Regions from separate parts of the Homo sapiens genome. Here all the other regions are linked to region 1. A link is a contact called in ENCODE Hi-C or POLR2A ChIA-PET data. All regions are on one chromosome and are shown on one strand. The core of a region is the stretch at or near the end of the contact, and the rest is flanking DNA. Distances in the headings are between cores, read along the strand shown.

The links. A loop is a pair of places that touch in the nucleus more often than their neighbours do. ChIA-PET counts read pairs that join two places held with the same protein, here RNA polymerase II (POLR2A). Pooled maps may share reads with other maps.
Region 2: a pooled map shows a loop between it and region 1 (2.9-fold over the local background). The contact joins the promoter of CENPU here to the enhancer-like site in region 1. A Hi-C loop is called at or near these places in 6 of 50 pooled maps. POLR2A ChIA-PET finds 5 or more read pairs at or near these places in 7 of 52 experiments (OCI-LY7, activated CD4-positive, alpha-beta T cell, activated CD4-positive, alpha-beta memory T cell and 3 more).
Region 3: a map with no recorded cell type shows a loop between it and region 1 (5-fold over the local background). The contact joins the promoter of MYL12BP2 here to the enhancer-like site in region 1. A Hi-C loop is called at or near these places in 10 of 37 single-sample maps with no recorded cell type and 14 of 50 pooled maps. POLR2A ChIA-PET finds 5 or more read pairs at or near these places in 8 of 52 experiments (GM12878, OCI-LY7, activated B cell and 3 more).
Region 4: a pooled map shows a loop between it and region 1 (2.6-fold over the local background). The contact joins the promoter of LINC02363 here to the enhancer-like site in region 1. A Hi-C loop is called at or near these places in 6 of 37 single-sample maps with no recorded cell type and 3 of 50 pooled maps. POLR2A ChIA-PET finds 5 or more read pairs at or near these places in 6 of 52 experiments (GM12878, RWPE1, T-cell and 3 more).

The regions. Positions count from the first base shown.
Region 1 is chr4:184,505,212-184,508,343 of GRCh38, reverse strand. LINC02427 (long intergenic non-protein coding RNA 2427) reads left to right here. Exons shown (of 3, transcript NR_147158.1): 3 at 968-1,884. Among named protein-coding and RNA genes, the nearest start is that of LINC02427, 31 kb to the left of the region's middle. RefSeq lists an enhancer at 1,271-1,480. Within about 2 kb of position 1,588, at least 6 of the 41 ENCODE cell types and tissues checked have a DNase peak (open chromatin) inside an H3K27ac peak, as active enhancers do; they include GM12878 and OCI-LY7, where a contact is called at or near this core.
Region 2 is chr4:184,732,214-184,735,345 of GRCh38, reverse strand. It overlaps CENPU (centromere protein U), which reads left to right and starts at 1,250. Exons shown (of 13, transcript NM_024629.4): 1 at 1,250-1,330. The coding sequence starts at 1,284. RefSeq lists a silencer at 1,244-1,303 and enhancers at 1,674-1,793, 944-1,810.
Region 3 is chr4:184,312,755-184,315,886 of GRCh38, reverse strand. MYL12BP2 (MYL12B pseudogene 2) reads left to right here and starts at 1,558. Exons shown (of 3, transcript XM_047416561.1): 1 at 1,558-1,582; 2 at 1,739-1,927. The coding sequence starts at 1,558. RefSeq lists enhancers at 1,088-1,247, 1,378-1,647, 1,566-2,067.
Region 4 is chr4:184,352,318-184,355,449 of GRCh38, reverse strand. It overlaps LINC02363 (long intergenic non-protein coding RNA 2363), which reads left to right and starts at 1,473. Exons shown (of 3, transcript NR_040108.1): 1 at 1,473-2,137. RefSeq lists an enhancer at 1,403-1,472.

The sequences.
Region 1 (3,132 bases), core at 339-2,838:
TGAGATGGAGTCTCTCTCTGTTGCCCAGGCTGGAGTGCAGCGGCGCGATCTCGGCTCACTGCGAGCTCCACCTCCCGGGTTCACGCCATTCTCCTGCCTCAGTCTCCTGAGTAGCTGGGATTACAGGTGCCCGCCACCACAGAAGGCTAATTTTTTTTGTATTTTTAGTAGAGATGGGGTTTCAACATGTTAGTCAGGATGGTCTCGATCTCCTGACCTCCTGATCTGCCCGCCTCGGCCTCCCAAAGTGCTGGCATTACAGGCGTGAGCCACCGCGCCCGGCCTACTCATTTTTATTTTTATTTTCATTTCTTTTTATTTTTTTTCGAGACGGAGTCTTACTCTGTCGCCCAGGCTGCAGTGCATTGGTACGATCTCAGCTCACTTCAACCTCTGACTCCTGGATTCAAGCAGTTCTCCTGCCTCAGCCTCCCAAGTAGCTGGGATTACAGGCGTGAGCCACCGCGCCCAGCCTATTTATTTTTATTTTTTATTTTCATTTCTTTTTTTTTTTTCGAGATGGAGTCTTACTCTGTTGCCCAGGCTGGAGTGCAGCGGTACAATCTCGGCTCACTTCAACCTCTGACTCCCGGATTCAAGCAGTTCTCCTGCCTCAGCCTCCCACGTAGCTGGGATTACAGGCGTCCGCCACTAGGCCCTGATAATTTTTGTATTTTTAGTAGAAACGGGGTTTCTCCATGTTGGCCAGGTTGGTCTTGAACTCCTGACCTCGTGATTTGCTCGCCTCGGCCTCCCAAAGTGCTGGGATTACAAGTGTGAGCCACCGCGCCTGGCCCATTCTCTCTTATTTTATTGTGGCAGCTAGAAGTTAGGTGGCCCGTGTGCCTGTCAATTCCCTCCACTCAGTCATACAGCTCATTGATACATTTTCTATTTTCCAAGTTATCTTGGGTTTCAATGTTGCTAAACTTCCCACCGCTACACAAACCTGTCTTCCTTCTTCCAGGTTTCAACAATATTTTCATCATATTTATTGAAGGCCTCACTGACAGACTTCTCAAGGCCCCTCTACCTTCTATTCGCTGCCTGGCCCCAAAGCCAGTGCCACACATTTTAGGTTTTTAACTGCAGCAGCACCTATGATGTTTCCAAAATCTGTATCATTAAAGTTTGATCAGAGAAGCAAAACCACCTTGAGCAAAACAAGGAATTTATTAAAGAGATTAGGATACACATTGTTATGAAAGCTGCAACCTGCTGCCCCTGTGTCCAGAAGTGGGCCTGAAGTCAGCAGGGCTGGCAAATGGATGTGCAGTGGGAGAGAGTAGGCGTGAGCTGCACCTGCAGGGAGGAGATGGAACTCCTGTGGATGGACTGAAACTGATGTCTTCCACGTCAGCCTCTCAGGCCTCCAACACTCCAGCGCTGATGATGAAGATGACCTGCAGAGGAGCTGGTGCCCTTCACCATGGAATTGCTCATAAACCCAAGATTCAGTGAAGCTGAAGAAGCAGTTCTGGTGGGAGCTGGAGGAACTGCAGGCACAGCTGCTGCCCTGTACCAATACATTGAGCCAGTGGCTGCCTGGCATTGTGTGTGAGCCACCACAGCGCCTGGCCCTACACAGACTTTGACTGTAAATATGACTGCTGTTTCACTTCTGCCTTCCAAATTTTGCTCAGATTTTCTGAGAAACATAGTTCAGCTTAGGTACATTGACACAGTACAAAGCCACCGCAGTGGCTGGTTAGGGAGGGATTATGAATGCAGGCTGAGAATGCACGGGAAGCGTTTGTCTATTTATAGAGTAGGTACCATTCAAGGATTTATGTGAATCAGGTGCAAAGAACTCACACAAAGATGGGGAAAGTTAGTACTTAGAAATCAGTGATACTAGATAACCAATAAATAAAAATAAACTTATTTTTAGAAAATAAGAAAATAGAAAAGCTTTAATAAAATAGTATTGGGCCGGGTGCAGTGGCTCACGCCTGTAATCCTAGCACTTTGGGAGACTGAGGTGGGCGGATCACCTGAGGTCAGGAGTTCCAGACCAGCCTGGCCAACATGGTGAAACCCAATCTCTACTAGAAAAAACCACAAAAATTAGCTGGGCGTGGTGGTACGTGCCTGTAATCCTAGCTCCTCGGGAAGCTGAGGCAGGAGAATCGCTTGAACTCAGGAGGTGGAGGGTGCAGTGAGCCAAGATCGTGCCATTGCACCCCAGCCTGGGTGACAGAACAAGATTCTATCTCAAAAAAATAAAAATAAAAATAAATAAATAAAATAGTATTGAAATGGTGAATAATACTATTTCAGCACATCCTAAACAGATCATGCAGATAGTAAGAGGTTTTCTGCATGAGTTTGCTAGGGCTGCCGTAACAAAACACCATGGACGGGAGCTTTAACAACAGAAATTGATTTCTCACAGTTCTGCAGGCAGGGTGTTCAGGACCAAGATATTGGCAGGCTTGGTTTCTCTGAATCCTCTCTCCTTGGCTTGCAGGTGGCTGTTTTCTTTTCTTTTTTCTTTTTTTTTCTTTGAGATGGAGTCTCACTCTGTCACCCAGGCTGGAGTGCAGTGGCGCAATCTCAGCTCACTGCAGCCTCTGCCTCCTGGGTTCAAGCGATTCTCCTGCCTCAGCCTCCTGAATAGCTGGGATTACAGGTGCCTGCCACCACGCCCAGCTAATTTTTGTATTTTTAGTAGAGATGGGGTTTCACCATGTTGATCAGGCTGATCTCAAACTCAGGACTTCGTGATCCACCTGCTTCGGCCTCCCAAAGTGCTGGGATTACAGGTGTGAGCCACCACGCCCGGCAGCTTGCAGGTGGCTGCTTTCTTGCTGTGTGTTCACATGGTCATTCGTCTGTGTGTGCACACGTGTAGTGTCTGTGTCTGTGTCCTAGCCTCCTCTTCTTATAAGGACACCAGTCAAACTGGATTAGGGCCCACTTTCCTGACCCCCTTTTACCTTAATTCCCATTTTAAAAGGCTTATCTTCAAATACCATCACATTCTAAGGTACTGGGGGTTAGAGCTTCAATATGTGAGTTTTAGGGAGACACAGTTGAGCTCATAACATTTTCTATAGAACAATCAAGTTTGAGACATGCCACATGCTATATTTTCTTCTTGGAAATTTGCAAGGTATATATGCATATGAA
Region 2 (3,132 bases), core at 1-2,500, 230 kb before region 1:
AGCAAAACTCCAACTCAAAAAAAAAAAAAAAAAAAAAAAAAGAACTTACTCATGTAACCAAATAGCACCTGCACCCCAATAATTTATGGAAAAATAAAATAAATAAAAAATAAAAGCAATAGCTTTAGTAAGAAAGGGCACTTGCAGCATACCTACCAAATATCATATAAAGTTTAGAAACATACAATAATCAATACATTATTTGGGGCTATATCAAGGTAGAAAACCACAGGAATGATACACATAAAATCAGAAGAGTGGTTATTCTTTGGAGGAGGAGGATACCATTCAGAGGGGTACCCAAGAGTTATATATAAAAATGATCCATATCCCCATGTAGTGCTGGTTACACGGATGTTTGTTTTTATCTTTACATTACACGTTATATTCTTTCATATGCATGAAACGTAATATTTTTGTCGTAGTAAAATATACATAACAAAATTTAGCATTTTAACCGTTTTTAACTTTACAGTATTGTGGCATTAAGTACCTTCACCTTGTGCATCCATCCACCACTATTTCCAGAACGTTTTCATCATCCCAAACTGCTTTTGGTATCATATCCAAGAAATCATACCAAGTCCAATGTTATGAAGTTTTTGCTCTGTTTTCTTCTAAGAGTTTTAATTTTAGCCTTTATAGTTAGGTCTTTGATTCATTTTGCGTTAATTTTTATACGCGGTGTAAGGTAAGGGTTCAATTACATTCTTCTGCATTACACATTTTTAAACACAAACAAAATAAAAGAACAAAAGGAACCCTGTCCATTTACAAATGAAGGTATTGGGATAGCGGTAAAGTAACATGCTAAGCTCAGACAGCTGATAAAGGCAGCAGGGGCTGGAAGCCAAATCCTGTAGGCCTGGAAAGACGACTGCGGCCTCAGCGACAACAGCTGCGAACACGGGTCTCCACCCACCCTCTTACCTGCCCACGACTCAGGGACACTAGCTCCTCCCCTTTCCCCACCCCACAAGGGGCCGTCCCACGTGGCTCCCGGGCTTTCTGGCGCCGGAAAACTGGCGATGCGGGTGGGCGCGAAAGCCCGGAAAACTTTGGCATGTTTTGGACCGTAGGTAACTGGTTGTGCGGCATGGACTCCAGCTCCGTTGCGCTGTAATAACCAGACCCAGTTTTCCCTCACGCTCCAGGCCAGGGAGGAGCCCGGGGGCCGCTCAGGAAGTCCTGCGCACGCGCGCGTGCTCGGCCCGGATTGGCTGTTCGGAGCGGCGAGGGGCTTGGCGGGAGCTTCCAGTCGCTCGAGAGCGGAGAGCGGCACCATGGCCCCGCGGGGGCGGCGGCGGCCGCGGCCTCACAGGTCTGAGGGGTAAGTACTGCCGACCCTCGGGAGCGCGGGGCCGGAGACCAGCTTGAACTGCTTCCTCGCCTGCCGTGGTTTGCGCCTCCCGGCGCTGTTGGTGCTCCACTGTGGAGGTCGCCCGAGTGGCCAATCGCCCGGGTCCCCGGCTTCCTCCTCAGTCTAGTGGGGATAACAGTGATCCCACCTGCACGGGCCTGTCGGGGCCTAACACTGCCTGGCGGGTGGGAGAGACGTCAGCCAGTGTCGTGTCGTTTTGTGGGGAGGGGGAGTGCCGTCCAAAGTAGTGAGTCTCAAAGTGCTAGCTTGAAAGCAAAATATTCAGCAAATACGTATTGCCTGCGGTTTGCCAGACTTTGTTAGTGGAGTTTTATTCTCTGACTGGGAATCAGTTTTCTTATTTTGAAGACCCTGGTGTTTTCTTACTGCAAACCACAGACCGTAAACTGGAGCATAAATCCGGCTGGGGGACCGAGCTGCCGCTTGCGGTTCTCCAGGATGGCTCGAGCGGTTTTTGTTTACCAAAGAAAGCGAGCGTTTGGTCGGTTGCAAAACGCGCTCTAGAATGCTGGTCGCTGATTCGTTGGCGAATGGCCATCCAAGGCCCGGCCTGGATCTGGCGGGAAGGGTCTCGGCTTGCTGCAGACGGTGCACAAAGCCATACGCCAAGACGATCTGAAGAGAACAGGAGTTCCCCCGGGCCTGGGAAGGCTGCCTGGAGGAGGAGGTGCTGGTAGATGCGGGGTTAGGGTGGAAAAGCTGGAGCAGGACACCGCAGGTGGGTGGGGAAACCGAGACCAGACTTCTGTGGCCAGTGGAGGAGAATGAAGACTCCCCCAGTGCAAAAAAGGATTAGAAGAGAATGTCAGCCTTCAATGTCAGCTGAAAAGAGTTTATCTGAAAGGCTAGTGGTTTTTGTTGTCTTTTTTTATTTTTATCTTTTAACATTTTTGGGTTTGAGACTCATGAAATCTGTTCATGCCTCCTCCCAAAACACACTTACGCACATACAACAGAATTTTTTTTTTTTTTTTTTTTTGAGACGGAGTCTCACTCTGTGGCCCAGGCTGGAGTGCAGTGGCGCAATCTCCGCCTCCCAGGTTCAAGCGATTTTCCTGCCTCAGACTCCAGAGGAGCTGGGATTACAGGCGCTCGCCCCCACGTCCAGCTAATTTTTGTATTTTTAGTAAAGACGGGGTTTCACCATGTTGGCCAGGATGGTCTTGATTTCCTCACCTCGTGATCCGCCCTCCTGGGGTTCCCAAAGCGCTGAGATTACAGGCATGAGCCACCGCGCCTGGCCCAGAAATTTTACCTGTGGGTTGTCACAGAGGTTTCTGTCTCTCAGAAGCCCCACCTTGACTCCAGCGTAAGGCAAGGAGGAACCTTGACTTTTTTTCCCCCCCAAGAAAGGACAAGACAGCTCAAAGAGTTTAGGTTAAGAAGTTTATGTGGTCTAGTGTGTAGCTGGGTTTCTGTTACCTGGCTATGTGACCCTTGATAAGTCACTTAAATTTTCTGAATCCCGGAATCATCATCTATAAAATTGCCATAAAACCAATACTTGTCTTACCTGCTTCCTTAGGTTTCATGAATTAAATAAATAAATCGTGAACTTGTTAGAAATGCAGAATCCCAGACCTCACCCCAGAGGGACTGAATCAGACACTCCTGGGGTGGTGCCAAGCAACCTGTTCAACAAGCCCTCTTGAGAATTTTGATGACACTCAAGTCTGGGAACCACCGCTCTGAACAGTTTTCTAACTTTTTTTTTTTAACTGTGATTCACAGTAATGATGTTTTACATCACA
Region 3 (3,132 bases), core at 309-2,808, 190 kb after region 1:
CCTTGATTTTAGACTTCCAGCCTCCGGAGTCGAGAGGGAATGCACCGGTGTTGTTTAAGCCACCCTGCTGTGGTATCTGTTATGGCGGCACAGGCAGAAATAGGGACACAAGTGCAGGTTCAGGGCAAGGTGTGCGAGCACACTCAGTCCCTGGCCTCGGAGTCTCTCTGGATGGCTTCTTGCCTAGGGTGACTGACAGAGGGATGGATGATATGAAAAGGCAGCTGTTCTCCTCCCGACCTAACCCCAATTCTTACTCCATGGGTTCATGACAGCCCATTCTGCTGGAGACTGTGTCTTAAAACTTTCTCCCCTAGTTTCTCTCAAGTACCCCTCGTGAGCTGTGATTTCACTGGGCTTTCAACTCTTAGGCCATTTTCTTTGTGCCTTTCTATCAAAGCTTTATATCAACTCAAACCATGTCTATAGTAGTTTTCCATTTTCCTTTTTTTCTTTTTTAATGATTGTAATTTTTTCAAATGGATTATGTATTTTTATATCTTTTTTCTTTTGAATTTACTTCTTTTTTAAGAGCCATTTTTTGTTTGGAGCAAAATTGAGCAGAAAGTCCGGGGAGTTCCTCGCTGCTCCCACACACACAGCCTCCCCGCTGTCGATATCTGGCACCGGAGGGGTCTGACCCTTACAAGTGAGGAGCCTATGTTGATGCACCATTATCACCCAAAGCTCATAGTTTACACGAGGGCCCACTCTTGCTGTGGAACCACGTTCCTTTTCCCCACGTGTTTTTGCATCCCTTTTCTTTTTTCTACCTTCCCAAACCCTGTGATGTTCGGAAGAGCTATGATCCCTATTCTATAGAGAGGACACTCAAGGAAGCAGCTGATAAGTAGAACCAGGACTCAAACCCAGATCTCATAACTCTAAATCCAGCAGTGGTAGTTTTTTCTCTTTAATACAATTATGACACTCCCTTTTGAACTTGTGATATATACCTGCCGCTAACACACACACACACACACACACACACACACACACACACACACACACCTTGAGAGGCTGTTGCCAATTGTTCTTTAGGCATCACACACAGCCCCGGCACACAGCAGGGGCTTAATAGATATTCCTTACATCGAAGTTGAAAGTCTTGTCTCAACATTCTGCTCTCACACACTCGCCTACAAACTCATCAAATAATAGAGCATCGATTCTCATTCTCTCCCTCTCCCTTCCTTTTAAATCTCCTGGGGCTTAGAATCCATAATTTGTGGAATTCCCGCATTCCCACAGGTGTCCTGGGAGGTGGGCAGGGCCAACACTTCAGCAGCTTCTGCAACGCAGCAGACTCCTGGGCCTGATGTGCTAGCTGCCCATTTGCTATGGGCCTTCGCTCCCCAGAAGCACCTCTCTGGGTATGGGGCAAACACCCCTCATTGCTGCAATGCAGCCTCTGCTGGAGTGAAACAGGATGCTTGATTTCTATTGCGTCAGTAGCAACACTGCCCAGAGGTCTAAGAGAGGAAGTCAGAGCAAAGCCCATCAAAGCCCACCCAGAACAGCAGGGAAATTCCAAGTCATCGGTTTCTAGTTCTCCCCATGCGTGTGGTGGCCCTGCTTTGTGGTGAGCCTCCAGGACTGTCCTGCTGTGCCTCTGAAGCACCTGCTCACAGAAGGGTGACCCATTGAGGCATGCAGTGGGTTGATACAAATGTCAACTCCAGCCCCTGTCATCAGCTAAAGGTCAGCAAATGAGTTCTCTGGCATTTGGGGTCTGCAGGAGCAAGTGAGTACTGTGAACACCTGCAGTGTGGAGACCACGTCCATCTAATTGGCGTCTATGGGGCCCAGTGCCAGGCTGGGCCCAAGTGTCGATTCAGGAAGGGTGTCTCAGGATGCAGAAGCCGCCTGATGCGTGCAGAGGTGGATAGGCCTTCAGCCTGCTCTCCTCCTCTGTCCTGCAGACCGGGTGAGTTATGTTAGCCTCTGCTTTCCCTTCCTGTCCTGAGCACAGCAATCGGGACAACCACACATCCTCTGAGAGATGATAAAAATAATGAGACCAAGAAGACTGCACCCAAATCGATGTTTTGTCTTTGCGCAGACCCCATAGTGTGTCTTGTGCTGCAGAGGGAAGCACCTGGCATCTTGGGGCCTCTTCTCTGCCCCCTCCCCACTTTGGGGAGGGGTTTTGTCGGGGGCAGCCTCCATCCTTTGGAATCCTGTCTGTGCTCTGATTCTCCCTGATGGTCTTTATAGCTTTGCATTATTTTGCTTTCAGAGAACAGAGAAATGTGAATAAGAACAGAAACATGGCACCGGTGTCCTCAGCTTCTTCCCCACCTTCACAGAACTGCTGCTGCAAACTAGTAGTTTTGAGAAATGATGAAAAACCTGTGGTTTTCCCCAAATTCCAAGAATCAGAGGCAGATTCTAGGAGGGTGAAGATGGTGTGGGCTCAAAAATGGTCATGCGGCACATCTTCTGAGGAGATATGCTGCCCATTAAAAGGGCAAAACAGGAGTTGGTGTGTGGGCAGTTCCCGCATCACACATAAAGGCTTCACCAGTGAGGCTCAGCCCAGGAACTGCCTGCCCTTGAGGCTGGGGGCTCACAAAGAAAGCTTTCCCCCAGCTTCTGATGTCCATGAAGAGCAGAGAGCATGCTGGTGGTGATTCATAACCCCCTGAAATGTATCCTCAGTTTGCCAGAGAAAAATTTCTAGGACCCACCTAATAAGTTCATTCATTGGTTCCCAGACTCGGCAGGTTTTACCAGATCCCTCACGACTGGTCCCAGCTTCTCTCCCAGCACATTACTTGAAGGTACACAAATAGTCCACTGTGCTTTGTTTCCTCTGTTTCTTCCAATTCTCTCTTCTGCTTGACCAGCTTGTACTTGAAGATCTAGGTTTTGGGAGATTCCCGGGATTGCTGCCAGGCACTGCCTGCCCCCATCTGAGTAAGGGGTGTAAACCCCAAGAGTATCTGAGACAAGTGTCAGTTAATCTAGGATTGTATATTGCCAAGGTTAAGAACATGCCCAGGACACAGCCTTGGGAGGTCCTGACCACATGTGCCCAAGGTAGTGGGCCTACAACTTGGTTTTATACATTTTAGGGAGACATAAGCCATCAATCAATACATGTAACATGTACATTGTTTTGGTCTGGAA
Region 4 (3,132 bases), core at 224-2,723, 150 kb after region 1:
CATTTTAGCCACATAAGGCAAAACTCACCGGAAACATGCATTTCCCTTCTCTTCCAGCAACAATGACTTTACCCAGAGTCACCAGGAAGTCCTGTCCACTGTCAGCTGTGCAGTATGTGTGTGTGTGTGTGTGTGTGTTTCACCCAAAATGTGGCATGAAACAGACTTACATAAAAAACAACAGAAAGGCCTTTTTGCAGCACTGCTTGGAAACCCCCATCCTGCTTGATAAGCCTTCTTCGCTGTGTTGCCCCTGCAGGGGCCACTCCTGCCTAAGCTGGGTGGTGGTCCCCCACCTCACCTGTGGGCAGCTCATCCTGGAGGACACAGCATGGGTGAGGGGGTGCCTATTCTCAGTTGTCCCTAGGCACAAAAATTCTGCTACTTTTCTTTTTTAGGAAAGTGATTCCCTTCCAGAAAATATTTTTTTCTTGCTTCAAGTAGAATACTTTTTTTTTTTTTTTTTTAAATACAGGGTCTCACTGTGTCACCCCGGCTGGAGTGTAGTGGCACCATCACGGCTCACTGCAGCCTTGGCCTCCTCAGGCTCAAGTGATCCTCCTTTCTCAGCCTCCTGAGTAGCTGGGGCTATAGGTGAGCACAACCACTCTCAGTTAATTTTTGTATTTTTTGTAGAGATGGGGTTTTGCCGTGTTGCCCAGGCTGGTCTTGAACTCCTGGACTCAAGCGATCTACCCACTTCGACCTCACAAAATGAGGGCTTACAGGTGTGAGCCACTGCACCCGGCCAGCACTCTCAGAATTGATCCTTGTCATGTTCCTCTCACCCATCACTGTAGCTGAAGCCCTGGAGAAGCCACTGATTACCCTCTAATCGTCCTAGGTGTTGGTTTCTCTGTTAACATAATGTCTATAATCGGAACTCTTAACCAGGAAAACTTCCCAAACAATATAAATTCAGTGAAAATATGTGCACTGCTCATACCTGGTTCCCCCGGTACTGTTGCTGCATAAGAAGTCACCCCTTAATTTAGTGGTTTAAAAAGATCATCTTATTTATGCTCTCAGAGTCTGTGGGTTTGGAATTTATTTTATTTTATTTAATTAATTAATTAATTAATTATTTAAGATGGAGTCTCACTCTGTCACCCAGGCTGGAGTGCAATGGCACGATCTCCGCTCACTGCAACCTCTGCCTCCTGGGTTCAAGCGATTTTCCTGCCTCAGCCTCTTGAGTAGCTGAGATTACAGGCAAGTGCCACCATGCCCGGCTAATTTTTTTCTATTTTTAGTAGAGACGGGGTTTCACCATATTGGTCAGGCTGGTCTTGCACTCTTGACCTCGTGATCCGCCTGCCTCAGCCTCCCAAAGTGCTGGGATTACAGGCATGAGCCACCACACCTGGCGGGTTTGGAATTTAGACAGCAGGAGTGGCTTGTCTCTGCTGCATGACAGCTGGGGCTGTGACCACTGTGGGTAACGCAGCAGCTGGGGTGTATTATGGTCTAACGGCTCCTTTCCTTATATGTCTAACCCTGGCCTGGAGCACTGGAGGATGAGGTCCGCTGACTGCAGCGTCCATCCTGGTCCTCCCCAGGCACTGTGGCCTCCCTCACAGCATGGCTGCCTTGGGTACTCGGACTTCACGTGGAAGGCCAGGGCTCCGAGAGCAAATGCCCCAGCAAGACAGAAGCTCAGCCGCCTTTGATGACCTAGAAGCTAGGCAGCATCCATTGTACTGCCTTCTATGGGTTGTGAGTGAGTCCCAAACCTGCCTTGACTCAAGGAAACGGAATTAGGCTCTACGTCTTGACTAGGTAGTGGCGAAGTTCTGGAAGCACATGAGTAGGAGATACTGTGACGGTTTCATCTTTGGAAAATACCATCTAGCACACCTGAATCTGCTTTCAGGGGGTGTAAGGGGATTTCCATGGCAAAATTTGAAGCCACATGTGGTCACTGCTTTGTACTGAGGAAACAAAGTGCTCTGGGCATCCAGAAAGGGGGTACGTTTTTTCTTACTGGGATAAATCTGGCTGCATTTTAGCTAATCCTGGAAAATTGATCGACAAAAGCAAAGGACCAAGAAAGCTGCTTATATCAGTGTCTCCTCCACCCTCAGCCTCCAGTAGCATCCCTACGTTTTACAATTTTATTTATGTCACTTTAAATAAGGTAAGCTCTCCTTTGCTGTTCTGGTGTATTTAGACATACACGTATTTTGCTGTCTTGGGTTCTCGTGATAATACTCTTACATCTTTGCACGCTTCATTTTGACCCCTTCCTACTACTTTGATTTTCCCATGACTTTATTCAAAATTTGGAGAGAATAACCCACTCGGCTCTCTTCTCCCTGGTTGCTTTCTCCACTCATTCTAGCTACCTCTGCTCCATAAAATTATGCTCAATCAAGTATCACATTATTTTTATCTTTAGTTGTATGTGTCGTTCCTGTGTCAAAGAGCTTACCCTGTGGGTGCTGTCCAGCCATCTTGAACATTTTGCAAGGCAAATTTATTTATTTATTTATTTATTTTGAGACATGGTCTCACTGTGTCACCCAGGCTGGAGTGCAGTGGTGTGATCATGGCTCACTGCAGCCTCTAACTTCTGGGCTCAAGCAATCCTCCCACCTTAGCCTCCCAAGTAGCCGGGACTTCAGGCAGGCACCGCCATGCCCAGCTAAGTTTTTAAATTTTTTTCTAGAGACGAGGTCTCACTATGCTGCCCAGGGTGGTCTTGGGCTTCTGGGCTCAAGTAATCCTCTTGCTCTGGCCTCTTAAAATGCTGGGATTACAGGCGAGGGCCACCGTGCCCGACCTGGCAAATTTATTGAAAATTGGGGCAATATTGAATCATCTTTGTATCCCACTGACTAGCAAGAAGGTAAGATACCATGGCTGGCTCAACACAGCTACTACCTAGAAATACACTTCTGTGTTATTCAAACCAGGAGTCAGGAAGGAAAACTAATTGAAAAATACCTTCTGAGTATCTGAATTGGGCAATTGCTATGGGGAACAGAATGACAAAGAAGCAGTACCCCACTCCCCAGAGGAGCTTCCCATCTGCTGGGGGTGCCAAAGCATGAACACATAGAAAGGTGAATAACCACAGCGTGGCAGGCAGGATAATGACACCCCTAAAATGTCCACATCCTGATCCCCGGA